Linked DNA regions of Homo sapiens: region 1 is linked to region 2. Evidence: chromatin contacts called from ENCODE Hi-C or POLR2A ChIA-PET data. All regions are on one chromosome and are shown on one strand. Each heading gives the region's core, a stretch centred on a gene start or an enhancer-like site at or near the end of the contact. The rest is flanking DNA. Distances are from core to core; before and after follow the strand shown.

What was found. Hi-C counts contacts between places; a loop is a spot of excess contacts on that map. ChIA-PET counts read pairs that join two places held with the same protein, here RNA polymerase II (POLR2A). Pooled maps may share reads with other maps.
Region 1: a loop to region 2 is called in a pooled map, with 2.5 times the contacts of the local background. The contact joins two enhancer-like sites. A Hi-C loop is called at or near these places in 2 of 168 maps with a recorded cell type or tissue (heart left ventricle and naive thymus-derived CD4-positive, alpha-beta T cell), 1 of 37 single-sample maps with no recorded cell type and 9 of 50 pooled maps. POLR2A ChIA-PET finds 5 or more read pairs at or near these places in 7 of 52 experiments (B cell, CD4-positive, alpha-beta memory T cell, GM12878 and 3 more).

What each region holds. Positions count from the first base shown.
Region 1 is chr19:41,294,473-41,302,065 of GRCh38, forward strand. HNRNPUL1 (heterogeneous nuclear ribonucleoprotein U like 1) reads left to right here. Exons shown (of 15, transcript NM_007040.6): 10 at 86-214; 11 at 7,064-7,232. Among named protein-coding and RNA genes, the nearest start is that of CCDC97, 12 kb to the right of the region's middle. RefSeq lists a silencer at 3,772-4,066 and an enhancer at 6,016-7,215. Within about 2 kb of position 3,664, at least 31 of the 41 ENCODE cell types and tissues checked have a DNase peak (open chromatin) inside an H3K27ac peak, as active enhancers do; they include B cell, where a contact is called at or near this core.
Region 2 is chr19:41,551,759-41,559,147 of GRCh38, forward strand. It overlaps a transcript of CEACAM21 not described here. Among named protein-coding and RNA genes, the nearest start is that of LINC01480, 20 kb to the left of the region's middle. Within about 2 kb of position 1,448, at least 5 of the 41 ENCODE cell types and tissues checked have a DNase peak (open chromatin) inside an H3K27ac peak, as active enhancers do; they include B cell, where a contact is called at or near this core.

The DNA.
Region 1 (7,593 bases), core at 2,414-4,913, 260 kb before region 2:
ACTGGACTCTCCTTACTCACCTCCAACCTACTGAGTGCTGCCCTGCAACTAAAATCACTCACCCCTCACCAATTCCTGCCCGCAGGTGATGGGCCTACGCCGGCAGCGGAACTATGCTGGCCGCTGGGATGTCCTGATCCAGCAGGCCACCCAGTGCCTCAACCGCCTCATCCAGATTGCTGCCCGCAAGAAACGCAACTATATCCTAGATCAGGTACTTAATGATGACCATTGTGTCCTCAGGAGAAGGGAGGGGACCCCTTGCATGCCTGAGAATCTCCCTCTGGTCCCTTTCTTTTTTCCCCCGTAATGATGATGGACTGCTGTGCTAGTCGGGGGGGTCAGACCTTGTCATACATGATGACATGGTACTACACACAGCTGAGCCTGGACTGGGATCATGATCTAGGCCTACTTACTCAGACTCATCAGCAGCCCCAAAGAACATCAGGTAAGAACTGTTTAGCAAAATGGAAGGAGTATGGATTTCCAAGCCTGAGAGACTGGAGCTTGAATGCCAGCTCGGCTACTCCCTAGCTCTGTGCCTTTGGGCAGCTGACTTTATTCTCTGAATCTCCATCTCTTGGTTTGTAAAACAGGGATCTCAATACCATCTGCACCCCTAACGCAGGACCTGGCACTTAGTAGCTGGTGATTATTGTTAAATACTCTACAGAATAGGTAGAGTAGCTTTCATGCCAACAGCAGTGCTGTAAGGTAAATGCTATTATTGCTTCCGTCATTTTCTCTTCACAAATACGTATGACTGGCAGGTACATACCTAAGTCATATTTTCTACCTACACTTCAGTTAATGGTGGAGTTCTTAACATCAGGGACCTTGGAACCTTTGTATTTGAACATAAATATTGTATGCAGCTGCAGGTGTATCCTTTTTATGAAAAAGAAGGGAAAAAAAAACAGTTTTTTGTCCCTATCTTTCAGCATTCTCAAAAGGATGAGTGACCCAAAAATCATTACAGATTCCTGTCTCAGAGTAATGAGTTCCACATGGTTATTGCCTATGCAACGTCATTGCCTATTGACATTTGTCCTGAAGGCTTTCACAAGTAACAAAGGGTGTCTCCTTATTTTCTATGTTTGGGGATCTGTGAATGAGCCTCTGTTCCCTTCAGCCTTGCATTTGTGCTTTCTTAAGAACCTGTGAGTGAGCAAATATGTAAACTAAGTAACACCCTGCCCTTGTAGCCTTCCTGAAGTGCCTTCCATACGTGTAGGCCTGGATACTTGGTGACCATGAGTTCAAAGGGCTCCTGATAAGAGTGGAGGTGGGGACAGCGTTTGGCTTTGTCAGAATGGTAGTTTGCTTGTTAGAAAGGAATCGCCAGAGACCGAGTTGCCTTCACATAGGAATGAGGATCCTACACAAAACAGTTGAGCACAGGATAGTCTAAAAGCCATCCGTGGTTATCCCCCCAGCTCATATTGTGTACAATCAGTGTTCTCTCCGCTTTGAAGATTTGTCTTTTAAACCCTTGGCCTCACTTTACCTGATCCTCCTTGTCGGGGCATTCAAGAATTTTTTTAGTCTGTATTGACCCCAGTTGGACTCATTGTCGTGAAAGGGAGAGCAGTAATACCATTTTAACACTCTGAGGATACATACCTCTTTTGGATACCCTAGCCAGTATTCCTCCCTGTCTTTTTCTTGGTTTGCTGGTTAAATCAGCTGTGAAACTCATTTCAAATATGTGGCCTAGGGGAGAATGATTATAGTCTAGAGTGGATCGTCTAACATCTCTGTCCAGGATGCTGAAGTGGGTTTTCTCTGGAAGCCAGGCCCATGACAGCTTTGCACTCTGAAGACCTACTGTCAGCCTTCTTGGCTGCTGCTGGCTTGTTCAGGGACAGGGTCTAGGGCTGTACCAGGTATGCCTGTGGTCTTCAGGGCTACCAGCCTCCTGCTTAAGGGACATGTGGGTCAGGCCAAGAGATCTTGGCCAACAATGAGACAGAGAACCTAAACTCTGAAGGCTGGGGAGGAGGGTTCTCTGGTTAACCACAGATTGGAGGATTGCCTCGGGGCCTGAAGCCATAGGCTACTCAGGCTGAGGGAGGGATTGTAAAGCCAGTGGTTTCACCTGTTTTGGCCTAAACCCCAAAAGTGGGTTCCAGAAAACTCTGGGTATGAGAAAGAGGGAGGGGGAAGTTGTGTGTTTGTGTATAGAGGGTTCAGAGCAGGCCCCTGGCCAATCCTGGCACTTCCATTCCACCAGCTTTGGCGGTGACAGGTAAGTTGATGATGCATAGCTGTCTCCTGGGCTAGGTGGAATTTCCAAAGGGGAAACCCATACTACAGGCAAAATCCCTGCAGTTCCTGGATCTCAGCCCAGAACCATCTTTTGCCTTTACTGGTTTTTCCTGAGTGGTCAGATCTCCCCAGATTTGGCTCTTCCAGCCTCCTGTTATGTAGGTTGGCCTTAGAAATGCTCATCCTTGAGAGGGAAGGAGAGGTTGTCTGCAGAAGCCAGGTGGGCCTTTGTAAGCCAGGATTCTGTGTTTGTCTGGCCAGGACTCTAACTCCTACCCTGGGATGTATGTGATTGGGCACAAACTCTCAGGTATATCGGGGCTTTGACCTACATTCTGTGATAACCTGAGTAGCCTTTTGAGATGATGTGGGCATCACAGCTGTGGAACATCAGAAGAGGAAAAAGAGGTAGACCAGAGAGGAAGCTGAAGCCTCTGCAGAGGACTATAGGACTGCTAAGTCACGCACTCAGTGTACTGATAGATCACAGCTCTGCTGACTTCCCAAACAGCCATAGTCTAGAATGGTTGGGGCCATGGTGGGAATTTGGGGAAGCTTTCTGGAGGTGGAATGTCTGAGTCGGGGCACAGAGGATGATTAAAAGAGTTGGGGCTTTGTCCTGAGGAGAGTGGGGAGTCATGGTTAGGTTTTCATCCGGAGGAATGTGGATAAATTTGCCTGGCTAGTAAAAGGCTGCAGAGGAGAGAGAAAGGTGGAGTAGAAGGCCACATTGCTTCAGGTGTCTCTTTGGGGTCCTCTGTTGGAGGTGGGAAGCCTCTGGAATGAGATGCTTTCTGGCCTTGTCCCAGAGGGCCTCAAAATGGAGTACAGAACAGGAACTGACTGGCCTGCTGTGAGGCAAACAAGTTGCCTTTCTGGAGGCTTCTGGGGAGCCTCCGCAGGGCCATGTTGCCCAAGCCCACCCCAGAGTAGGGCACTGTTGCCTGGGAGTTCCGTTAGAGGGCTCTAACAGCTAGAGCCAGGCCAGGCATCAGTTAGAATCAGGGCTGGATGGGTTGACGTCACAGTCAGAACATGTCGTTCTAGTCCTCATTTGCATCCTGGTCAGCAGGTGCCACACTTTCGCCTGAAACAGAAACCCAGGGCTAGAATAGTCTCCCACCGTAACCTGTGTCTTATTTGCAGGCCTTGGAGGAAGGATGTTTCTTTCCTTCATCCCCAGCCAGCCATCCCTAGAGCCTGAAGCCCATTCCATTCTTGACACACCAGCCAGTTCTCTTCCTATAAATGTGGTTCTTTTGACTGGAATTCACCTCACTCTGAGCCCAAAGTAAATCTTTCCTCATCAGCCTTCACTTTGCTCCTCAGATCTAGCTAGGTTTCTCCTGCTGCCAGTATGACCCTGGTGAGCTGTGACAAGTGAGAGTAGACAGGGACAGTGGGGCTTGAGAGATCCTGGGCTGTCACATCATCATTCGTACCTGCTGTGTTCCCTCCTCCCTCCCTCAGACTGTTATACACCAAAACTCCCCATATAGCTTCTCTGAGAAACCCAACTCTTGTCCCTTAGTCCATGTCACAGGGTTCAGGGAACACAGACAGCCACATTTTCTCTTGGAATCAACATCTTCAAGCAGGGTGGGACTGGGAGAAGCAGAAGCTAGGCAGAGGGAACCAAAGCAGCTGGAAAAGCTGACCTAGCTGTTGTGCTGGTCTCATAGCAACAGCTGCCAGCAGCCCCCAGCGACCACAGAAGTGCTGGGCTGGCCCAGGGGCTGTGACCTCACTGTGTTTGCTGTGGCAACAGCCACCAGCAGCTAATTCCCTTTCCTCCAGGAAAGCCAAGTATTTGCATTTCTGCTGGTGTGGTTTAGATACTCTTCTTCCCTTCCCCAAACGAAGGAGTAAGTGGAGGGAGGTGCAGTCTTAAAAACCACTGCTGAGTTGATTCTCAGCACCTCAATTCCAAAGTGCCTGAGAAGCCATCTCTGAGTCTACCCACTTCCAAGGACAAAGGCCAGCTATTTATAAGTCCAATCTGCTCCACCTCCATTCCTCTCATCCCATGAAGCTGCAGGGGCTAGCCGTCTTGGCAGCATTGCTTCTCTTCTCTGTCCCCTCATCAGGACATTGACAGGGCAGTTGTACCACATGGAAGACCTCCAGGACTGTCACTCCATGCCCTCGCAGTTCAGAGGAATCAAAGTAGGATCACTTAGGGGCAAAAAAAAAAAAATGCAGAATGGTCTGGGGCCATATTCACCCTGGCACCTACCTACTCTGAGCTTTTGTGTCAGAAGAAAATTATATTTAGCTGAGGAAGCCAAACTCTTTCTTCCTATGACCAGATGCCACGTTCTGCTTTGGTTTTAGGAATGGAGTCAAAGAAGAGTAGTGGGGAGAGGGGACTTAACTTTTCCTCTGTAACATGATGTTCCTTTTCAAACCATTTGTGGCCCAAGTGCTCTTTGTGGGCCGGTGTCCAAGACCCCAAGAACAGTATGTGTGTGCCTGTCACCCACATGACTGCCCACATCCTCCTTCGTGAGGGTAGGGACACTTTCCCTGGGGGACAGGGAAGAACATTTTTTCCTGGCGCGTGTTTCAGGGCCAGAGGATCTGGTTAGTTTAAGCAACTGCACCCACGGCCCCAGAACTTCCAGCAGATTTGTGCTGGAGTCCTTGGCCCCTGGCTAATCCACATCCAGCACCCTGTTCCTATGTCTTAGAAGACGATCTCTTGAAACCTTGTTTTTTCCTCAAGCTTCAATTTTCCTTGGTATTTTCCATTGGGAAGCCTCTCCTGGATAGTCAGTCCTGTAGGTCTTATTTTCAGATCCACTCTGGGTGTTGACTTTTCACTGCCCACTCCTTTGGCACTAGCCAGAGATTTTTACATCTGCAAATGCTCTCCAGAGCCAGGACGAGGGTGATGATCCTTGTCTTTCAGACGAGGAAATTTGAGACTCAGGCTACTTGGGGACTTGTCTGAGTCTCACAAATAGTAAAGGGCACAGCGGGGATTTCAAGCCCAAGTTTCTTCCCCAAAGCCTGTGTTCATTCCACCCTGTCTCACTGTTCCTGCTTTTCTGCTTGGGAGGTCACTATAAGCTTAACCTTTTCTTTGGTCTGAGTTGCTTCAAGTCAACATGACAGTATAAATATCTACCCAGTGATGACCACATCAATGGCAGCTCACAGTTGTTGAGTGTTGGCTATGAGCCAGGGCCTGGGCTTAGACGAGGGCTTTTACTCACGTGGACTCATTCAGTCCTCACAGCAACCCTAAGACATCCATGCCGTTTTCCCTTTTCAGGGCTTGATTTTACAGAGGAGCAGGCTGAGGCTGGGCCATCCCAGTGCACTGCCCGCTTCCTGTCAAGGTGTCTTCTGCCCTGGAGGCCACCTGTGTCCCCCTACTTGAGTAGTTTCTTGCACTTTGTCAATTGCTTTATGGACATTCTCTTACTCAGTCCTTGCCAGCCCAGGGAGGGAGGCTTTTCAACCCCGTATTACAGATGAGGCAACTATAAGGACTGGCCAAGGTATGTTAGTAGCCACACCAGGACTTGACCCTAGACTCTTTGCACCCAAGCAGGCCACATCTTCAGAATACATTTTTTTTTTTTTGGTCCATTTGTATATACCCCTTTACAGACTGTTTTCCCCATCTGTGGCTTCTTTCTTGGGTCCCTATTAGAGCCACTAAAAAATTGTTTAAATGCAGTTAAAAACTCCTTACTCCGTTTCTGCTGAGTTCCTGAGTTTCCATAGGGAGGGTACCTGTATAGGTGCCTGGGTCTTACTTCTAGAGGTTCAGGCTCAGGAAGTCTCAAATGAAGTTTGAGCTGCTCACTTTTTAAGTAGTGTCCTCGTGATTCAAGTATACAGGCTGAGTCTATGGAACCCTGAATCCAACAGAGGTAGGCCCCATTCCCAAAGGGCCCGACATGAAGGAGGTGTTCGGTAAATGGAAGCCGATGTTGTTACTGCTCTCAACCACATATGTGCTAGAGCACCGCTCTGCCAGCACCAGCCCAGGACACACCTGCCATCACTTAGAGGAAGGGAAGGAAACATTAGGAGCAAAACTGCACTTGCGAAAAGCAGAGTCTCCTGATGTGTAGAGCTTGCTGGTTAGAAGCTTGTGGGTGAGGCTGATGTTTCAGAGAAGGACTGAGGGAATAAAAGAACCAATGTTAATAAGAACAAACTACAAAACTGTCCAAAGGAGCTGGTTAATTAGTAGCATAGCTAATCTATAGGTATTACACAGCCATTAAAAAAGAATACTGCACAGAAAAACTTCAGAGAAAGTTTCACGTTACATGAAAAAGCCTCAGGAGGATGTGCATAATACAATTCTTTTTGTGTAAAAAAATCACATAGATATTTCTAAAAGTGCACGGAAGAAATTCATTCTTCATTCTCTCTGGGAAGTAGGGCTGGCACTAAGGGAACACAGGGGTTTTTCCTCTAAACTTTATGCCTTATACTGTGAATTTTTTTACCAAGAGTATGTATTAGCTTTTAGAATAGGGAAAAGAAATTGTAAGGTCCAGTACCAAGAACAAATAGGATTAAAAAGCAAAGTCCCAACCATTAGGAATCCTTTGCCCTGTGCCTGTCTGCAGCCACTTACCTAAGTCAATTCATTTGCTGAGGGTGACTCAAGAATCTTCTAAGTAAAGAAGAGCTGTTTCCTGAGTTTCTCTGCTTACAAGGAGCACTGATATCCTTTTCTCAGTCCCTGGCCTACATAATACCCCTCAGAGGAAAAAACCAACTCTTAATGTACCATCTCTTGCCTCTTCTGTTACCTTACCCTTAGACAAATGTTTATGGGTCAGCCCAGAGACGAAAAATGAGACCATTTGAAGGCTTCCAGCGCAAAGCTATTGTAATTTGTCCCACTGACGAGGACCTAAAAGACCGAACAATAAAGCGAACCGACGAGGAAGGGAAGGATGTCCCAGATCATGCGGTCTTAGAAATGAAAGGTAGGAAATGAGTGCTTCCCAGAGGAACGTCAATGCAGGGTCCTGGAGAGAAGAAGCTCTTTACTCAGTTTGTCCTTCCCTGGCTCCCCAGTGATTTCTTTTTTGATCTTACTCTTTCTTTGCTTCTGCTTTGTCCCTTCCTTGTCTACCACAGCTGTGAATGGAAAAGCTACCCATCTGTCTTATGTTGGGGTTTTCAGGCTGGATGGGGCTGGGGCAGCACAAGGGAAAGGATGTATGGGAGCTAAAGCTGAAAGTCCTGTGTGCTCACCCTGCCTCTGGTCCCAGATGGGCTGACTGTGGGCAGGCCTCAGTTTGTTTCTCTGTAAATATAGGGATGGTGATGCCATCTGTCTGACCC
Region 2 (7,389 bases), core at 198-2,697:
CAAACCAGGAACAGTATGAAAATGGCCTCCTTGAAGACGGTGTTCCCTGAGTACCTAGAACCCAAAACCGGTCAGTTGGGGAGGAAGCCTTCAAGGGCCACATTTTGGCTGGGAAGGAGGACAGTGAAGCTCTACCGCCAGGCAGGAAGCCCAGCCAGTGTGTTCCCAGACCAAACTCAGGGTCTGGCTGCTATTTCTCACGGCCCAATAACGAGATGCAGATAAACTGGGGAGGAAGAGAGTTTTTTATTTCTGGAACCGGTTACAGAGAGAAGGCCCAGAAAATATCTCCAGACCAACTGTAAATTACAAGGTTTTCCAGAGCTTATATATTTTCTAAGATGTATGTCTACGTGTCAGTGTGCATTTATCTAAAGATATAAGTGATTAACTTCTTTTAATCTGTAACTCTAGTCTAAGTCTTGGAGACCTTTCTCTGGAGCCTCAGTACATTTACTTAAATCTAAATGAGTCCAGGTGCTGGGGCTATTACCCTGACCTTGTCTCCTGCTCAATCACAGAGGTTTGGGGGGGGTTCCTTTAGACCCCCAATGAACTTGTTTGTGGAGGCCTGGCGAGTTTCTTCAGACCCCCAATTAAATTTGTTTAATCCTAAACAGGTCTGGTTAAGAATTCCTTCTTTGTTTTGTCATGCTGTAAGGCCCAGGAAAGGCCTAGGTAAAACCCTTGGTGGGCTTTTGTTACATTCTAGCCTTTGTAGAAAGGCGCTGGCACTTTCAGCTTTTGATACTGAACTTAACCACTCAGTCAGTACTGAAGTAGTTGTGATGGGGACCTCCATTAGTGAAATCTGGCCTGCCACAATCCCCACTGTCAATTTGCGCATGATTTCTATCATGCTTGTATATTTATTTATCACAAGAATCATAGGGAGATGGAGCATTGTAATCTTTCTGGCTACTTCCTGCTGAGAGGGGGTCATCGTTATGGGGCACCGAATGCAGCACTGGAGTGGAAAAAGTCGATTTGTTCCCAGTAGCACTCTCTGTTTCGGGGGTGTAGAGGCAGCACCTGCTAAAACATAATAGTAGGCAACAGCAACACATATAAATAGGTTGCTGCTACTTCCTTCAGAAGTTTCGGTTGTCTAGTCTTCAGTTCACAGGGCTTTAAGAAAGCACAGCTTAGGTTTCAGTGATTTCCAATTAAGAAAAATGGGGAAAAAGGGAAAGAAAAAGGAAACAAATGAAAAGATTATTTAGGAGACTTGTAGCCAGAGAAATACGAATTTAACCCAAACTGTAGAAAATAATAAAAACTGAATGCCAGACTAGAATTTAAAAACAGGTGTACTATAGTTTCCAAAAGTTTTTGAAACATAACTTCCCTCTCTCCAGTTACCCTTTTTTGTTGTTGTTGTTGAGATGGAGTCTTGCTCTGTCACCCAGGCTGTCGTGAAGTGGCACGATCTTGACTCACTGTAACCTCCGCTTCCCTGCCTCAGCCCCTTGAGTAGCTGGGATTACAGGCACCCGCCATCATGCCCGGCTCATTTTTGTATTTTTGTAGAGATGGGGTTTCACCGTGTTGGCCAGGCTGGTCTTGAACTCCTGACCTCAGATGATCTGCCCACCTCAGCCTCCCAAAGTGCTGGGATTACAGGAGTGAGCCACTGCACCCGACCCCAGTTTCCCGTTTTTACTAAAGACAAATTACGACAGGACCAATTTGCTTTATTATGCTTTGCCACTTTATTTGTACGAGGTGCAGCAAGAATAATTATTTTTCACATAGGCTTTTAAAATTGGTTTTAATGGGACTTTGTTTTATAGAAGGAATCTGAGATAAGACTTTTTAAAGCTGAGCCCCTGCCATGGATTTCTACCATCAAATACATATGGTTGGGTGAATTCCTGTCCTCTTGAAGTTTCAAGATAACTTGGGATTCCTGACCTGTCAGAATGTGACATTCTTTTCTTCCCACAGATCAGTAACCCTGTACAGGGACTGTGTTCACAGGATATAAGGTCAGTTTTCCAAAGGCTTTATTAGCTCCACAAGTCAAGTTTGATTCCTTAAAGGAAAGCACAGCATTCTGGTCAAAACCTTGGTAAAATAACCAGTTTTTCAAATTGTGTCCTGTTACCAAAGAAAACACATTCTTATTGCACTTATGCAAATAACTATATTGCCATAAATTAAGAATACCCACAAATAGTTTCCAAATTCTGGGGAAATCGGGTAGAGAGAAACAAATAATGCTCCAAATGGTGTTCATAGGAGTATATTTTGATTAATCGTTAAAAGCTGTCAATAGCTCAAAAGAAAATTTGCCTTGACTCTGAAAAGCAAAACAAAGGATCAGCAACGTTTTAAGCAAAAAGTCAAAAAGATCACTTCAGCCTCCTATTAGTTCACTTCATGCAGTTAATTCCTGTCCTGCTTGATATCAATGAACATTTTAGCTCTCCAAGTGTCCCGAACATTTTTCCTCTCTTCTGATGTCACAATCTCCAAAGTTATCAAAATTTGCATTTAAGAGCACCTGTTAGGGCTTTATAGCTGATTATAAAATTACCTTCTAAAGAGGGCCAAAACAAGGTAACATGTGTATATGGGTGACTGAACGTTTTAGGGTAGTCATAGTCAAAGACACAATTGACAAGGAAATCTGTTACCTCTGTGGCCCACAATAATTTAACATGACAATTATAATTATGACTGATAATGTACACTGAGATATAGCAGAATTATAGGAGTCTCCCATAACTTTGGAACCCTCATCAATAACATATTTATAGAAATATAGCCCAAAGAAAGCTAAAAATCATTTTATATTTCACAATGCTTCCTGTATGATTTTTGTACCAAATAAGCCAAATTTCACCTTTACATTAGTGTACTATTAATGTTAAACCTAATTCTTAATAAAACCTGATAGACATATTTACCCAATTTTAATGTTTGACCATAAGGTAACATTTTTATAGACTTTCTATAACCCTTTACAATTTTTGTTAAAGAGCAGGTTAGTGCTCTAAGAGAAACCCATTGTGTTTTTATTTCAATGCTCAATTTACAGAAATGCTGAATTATACCCCTTCAACTTTAGTCAATATGTTTACACACAAAAATATTTTAATTAATTTTTTCATAAACCTTTCACAACTTGCTTAAACATTTAGCTTTATTTTATCCAACTTAAAGCAATTCTTTAACCTTTTAATCTAGGCAAAAAAAATCCATCTTCTCATAAGAGCTTTAGAGACTCTTAGGCTTCTTTACTAGGACAGCTGAGCTCTAAAGCATGTGAACTTCACCCACCACAACTGTTTGCTCCATCTCAAGCTCAGAACCCTGCCCTGTCTGCCTAACCACAAGTGAGTATTTCCTGCCTTGATTTCCTGACATTTCTATATTTAATTCAGCTTGTTAAGTTCCAAGAAATCCCCTGGCAATTTTTATTATTGACCTCTTCTTCTTTGCACAGGTATCCAACCCAGTATCTACAAATAAATGCTTCACTCATCTACTCCTTTCATGAAACATTGCAAATCTTTTTCTTACTAGTGCTTGGGCTTGCTTTTTTTTTTTTTTTTTTTTCTTTGCAAGGAAACATATAGATGAGCCTCAAGAGATTTAGAAATCTTTTCAGAGTAACCAGCTGAATGTCAGAAAGTCATATTTGGAGGCCAATCTAGTTAGATTAGATAAATAGTTTTTAATTTTAACAAACTGTCTTCCTTTTCTAACTGGACCTCTGATCTCACAGAAGCCAACAAAGTATTTGCAGTTTATAGGATCTAATTTTAAAATATGTGAAGAGTAGGCACATCTGGAAGGCAGGGCATCTAGATCTTTGAAAATCAAAAATCCCGAATTTCACATTGAATCTGAGGTCTCTAAAAGAAGGGACATGCCACAAGACCAAGCCACACAATTTTTCCACACTGCACAATGCTGTAGAAACATGTCTTCAAGGCTAGTAGCACAGCAACAATCAGCCCACTTTTAATCAGACCATCCCCAAAGGAAATCATATTCATTGGTGGTGTTTTCACAGCCTTTAAACTGTGTCCAAACTGCACCTTTCTCATCTAAACTTGCAAAGAAACAAGGAGCCCCCTGCAATCACAACCATTTATTGCAACGGCTCTCAGCCATCTCCAAACTGCAGCCCTCACCAGTGACCCAGCAGCCGTTGCACTCACAAAGGACGTGTCTCTCACAGTACAAAGTAATGCCTGGTACTCACAAAACCAAAGCAATCAGCCAAGATGAAATAAAAGAGAGCAGAGCTGCAGACCTGGAGGAGCCTGTCCCTGACTCTGGACTCCACAAGGAGAACAGGAGACCCCCAAAAGGGGTGAGTGGGATCTTTTTGTGTATTTCTCAAGGAATTTCAGAGTCACTTAAAATTCCCTCTAGATCCCTTCATGTGATACCAAAGATGCCAAAAGGAAGGTAAAGAAGGGAAAAGAAGAAGTACATGGGAGAGGAATTCCTTTTAAAAAGAAGTGAGCAGAGGAACCAAGCACCTATTTGTTTTAATTCAAAATCTAATTTTATTTTGTCAAAATTTCAACTCTTATTATAGATTCAGGGGGTACATGTGCAGGGTAGTTACATGGGTATATTGTACCAAGCAATTAATTTCTAAAACGGAGTTTCACTCAAATCCAAATATTTTTCAAAACAGGAGGCAAAAGAGAAAATCCAGAAAGACTGTATGTACATATAATTAAATATTAGCTTTTCATGAAGCCGACTTCTGACCATAGAGCTCTTTGAAAAAGAAAAATAAAACCTTCCAGATCTCTTATAATCAGATTTTAGCCAACACAAAGAATTGCGATTTCCACTCTTTAAACTTTTTTTTACCAAAGGTAATCTCACCAATACTAAATAGGTAAAAAAGTCAAATGCCACGCAAACATTAAACCAAAGGCGCTGGGGCCCTGACTGGGAATTGAACCCAGGCCATGGTGGCGAAGGCATAAACTTGAAGCTAGGCCACAATATAAGGCACCTTTCATTGTGAATCCCACAGAATATTGAAAGCAGGCAGTATGAACTTCAAAAGATTTTTTTGGCAGGGGGTCAGATTTTTTATCTTTAATTTTATCAGAAGGATTTTTAATGCAAGCCATGAAATCGTTACATATCTCCTTTGAAATTTGATTGTCCCATGAGTACAAATAGGTCAATTGTTTAGAATAAAGGAATCTAAAATCTTTTTATAAATTTAGAGATTTTTCTAATTTAACAGATCCATCCTTTGACCACTGCTTAGAATTTGCGATGCCATACTTCTTCCAGTAGTGATTCAATCCAACACCTACTTCATAAAAAGCCAAGGATGTAATTTTTTCAGTTTAGTGTAAGCTTTACCATTTAAGAAGTAGGTATTTTTGTAAAGGGCCTGAAAGAGGCAATCCCAAAGATCTCCTCCCCTCCAAAAATTACTCCCAGAATTCGGCTAAGATAGCAAAAGACCCTTGTTTCCACAGCTAAGGATGGAGTTTGTGTGCATGTGGTGTCTCCAGTAAGACAAATCTGTGGGTCCTCCAGTCACAGACCCGTTACTCTGTGGCGTGTCACTTAGAATCCTTGTGTGTCTCACCCTCAGAAAATTCAGAGCTTATATCTCCTAATCCAGTTTTACCCCAAGCCTTTGTTCCTGGGTGAGCCAATTTGGAGATTCAGGAGGTATTATATTGTAGTTGGTAAATCAATTGTGATGTGGGGTCCTGTCGGGTTCGATATCACAAGCAGTATCAGCATGTGAGGACCAGAGCTGTGAACTCAACGCTGTCAATCGACAGCTTTTAGGAGTTTCTGTGAGGACTGGGTGGATTCAGGGACCCTGAAAACCATACTTGTCACCCTTCTAGTCCTGTGTGTCTGGAACTAGAAACTCTTTGGTAAGCATGGGTTCTCTCTCAGGTCCCTGGACATCCCTAAAAAGAGAGAGCATGTTTACATTGCAAGTGAACTGGCATTTCCTTTCTCTCCTGCAAAATGGTCTCGTTTGTCAACAGGGGATACATCTCTCTTCCTTTTGGGAAGTGGGAGGATGTAGGTTATTCAGTGCTGGTACTTTGATTTAGTTCCTACATTTGATCCCTCTACTTGGTGTGTAAGGTAGATGCTATTATCCTCATGTTAGAGATATGGAAATGGGCTCAGGGTGGATGAGATATTGGTTACTTTGGGAGAAGTAGCAAATGATAGAGCCAGTACTGAGCCCTGGACTATCTCCAAAAACCATGCCAAGAGTTTCGTCTGGGGACCTGAGCCTGATCATCTTACTTCCATGAAATGGGGCCTATTTTCAGGCGATAAACAACTCTACAGAAAATGTGCCATTTTAATGCAATTCCTTTTTTCAGTGTTACTCTCCTACCTTTACAACTATTATATGCTCAAAGTTAAGCTAAGTTTCGTGGAAAACAGAAAACAAAATGCTTCATAATTATAAGTCATGAGATCTACATAGCATTTAAAATTTCTCTAAGGCAAAACACATAGATGAAATTAAATGGTGAAAGTCAACCTGTAAAAAAGTGTTTTAAATTTTAAAAACATTTGACTATCTTTGAAACATCTATCTATCTATTACATCTCCTTATAATATAAAAAACCCAGCTGGGCACGGTGGCTCACACCTGTAATCCTAGCACTTTGGGAGGCCGAGGCAGGTAGATCATGAGGTCAGGAGATCGAGACCACCCTGGCTAACAGGACGAAACCCCATCTCTACTAAAAATACAAAATATTAGCCTTGCTTGGTGGCACATGCCTGTAGTCCCAGCTACTCTGGAGGCTGAGGCAGGAGAATCACTTTAACCCAGGAGATGGAGGCTGCAGTGAGCCGAGATCATGCCACTGCACTCCAGCCTGGGTGACAGAGCGAGGCTCTGACTCAAAAACAACAACAACAAAAAAAAACCTTCAACATTTATACAAACAAATAAATGTCTCTAGTATAAAAATTAACAGAAGCTATGAGAAGGCAGATCATAAATGAAGTGCAAATGCTGAATGAGCACAGGCAAAGATTCTTATCCTCAGTAATAGATAATTAATCATAAACTTAAACGATGTATTAAAATATATATTCTCTGTTTAAAAAGTAAAAGACAACATACTGCTTTAGTAAGCCTTAATTAAACAAACTTTCATGGTAAAATTTCATTAGAGAATTTGTGCAGGCTTTGGGGAAAATCATGTATTCATTGGTTTGGCATCTCTGTCTTTAAAAAGCCACTTGAGTGTCACACTTTAATAGGAGATTTGAATACATTCCTACCTGTAATTGATAAATCAAGCAGTCAAATGAATCAGTAAACATATAGACTATTTGAACAATGTGAGAAGCTTGATCTAACAGATTTATGTATTTTACTGGAAGTTTTTTAAAGCACA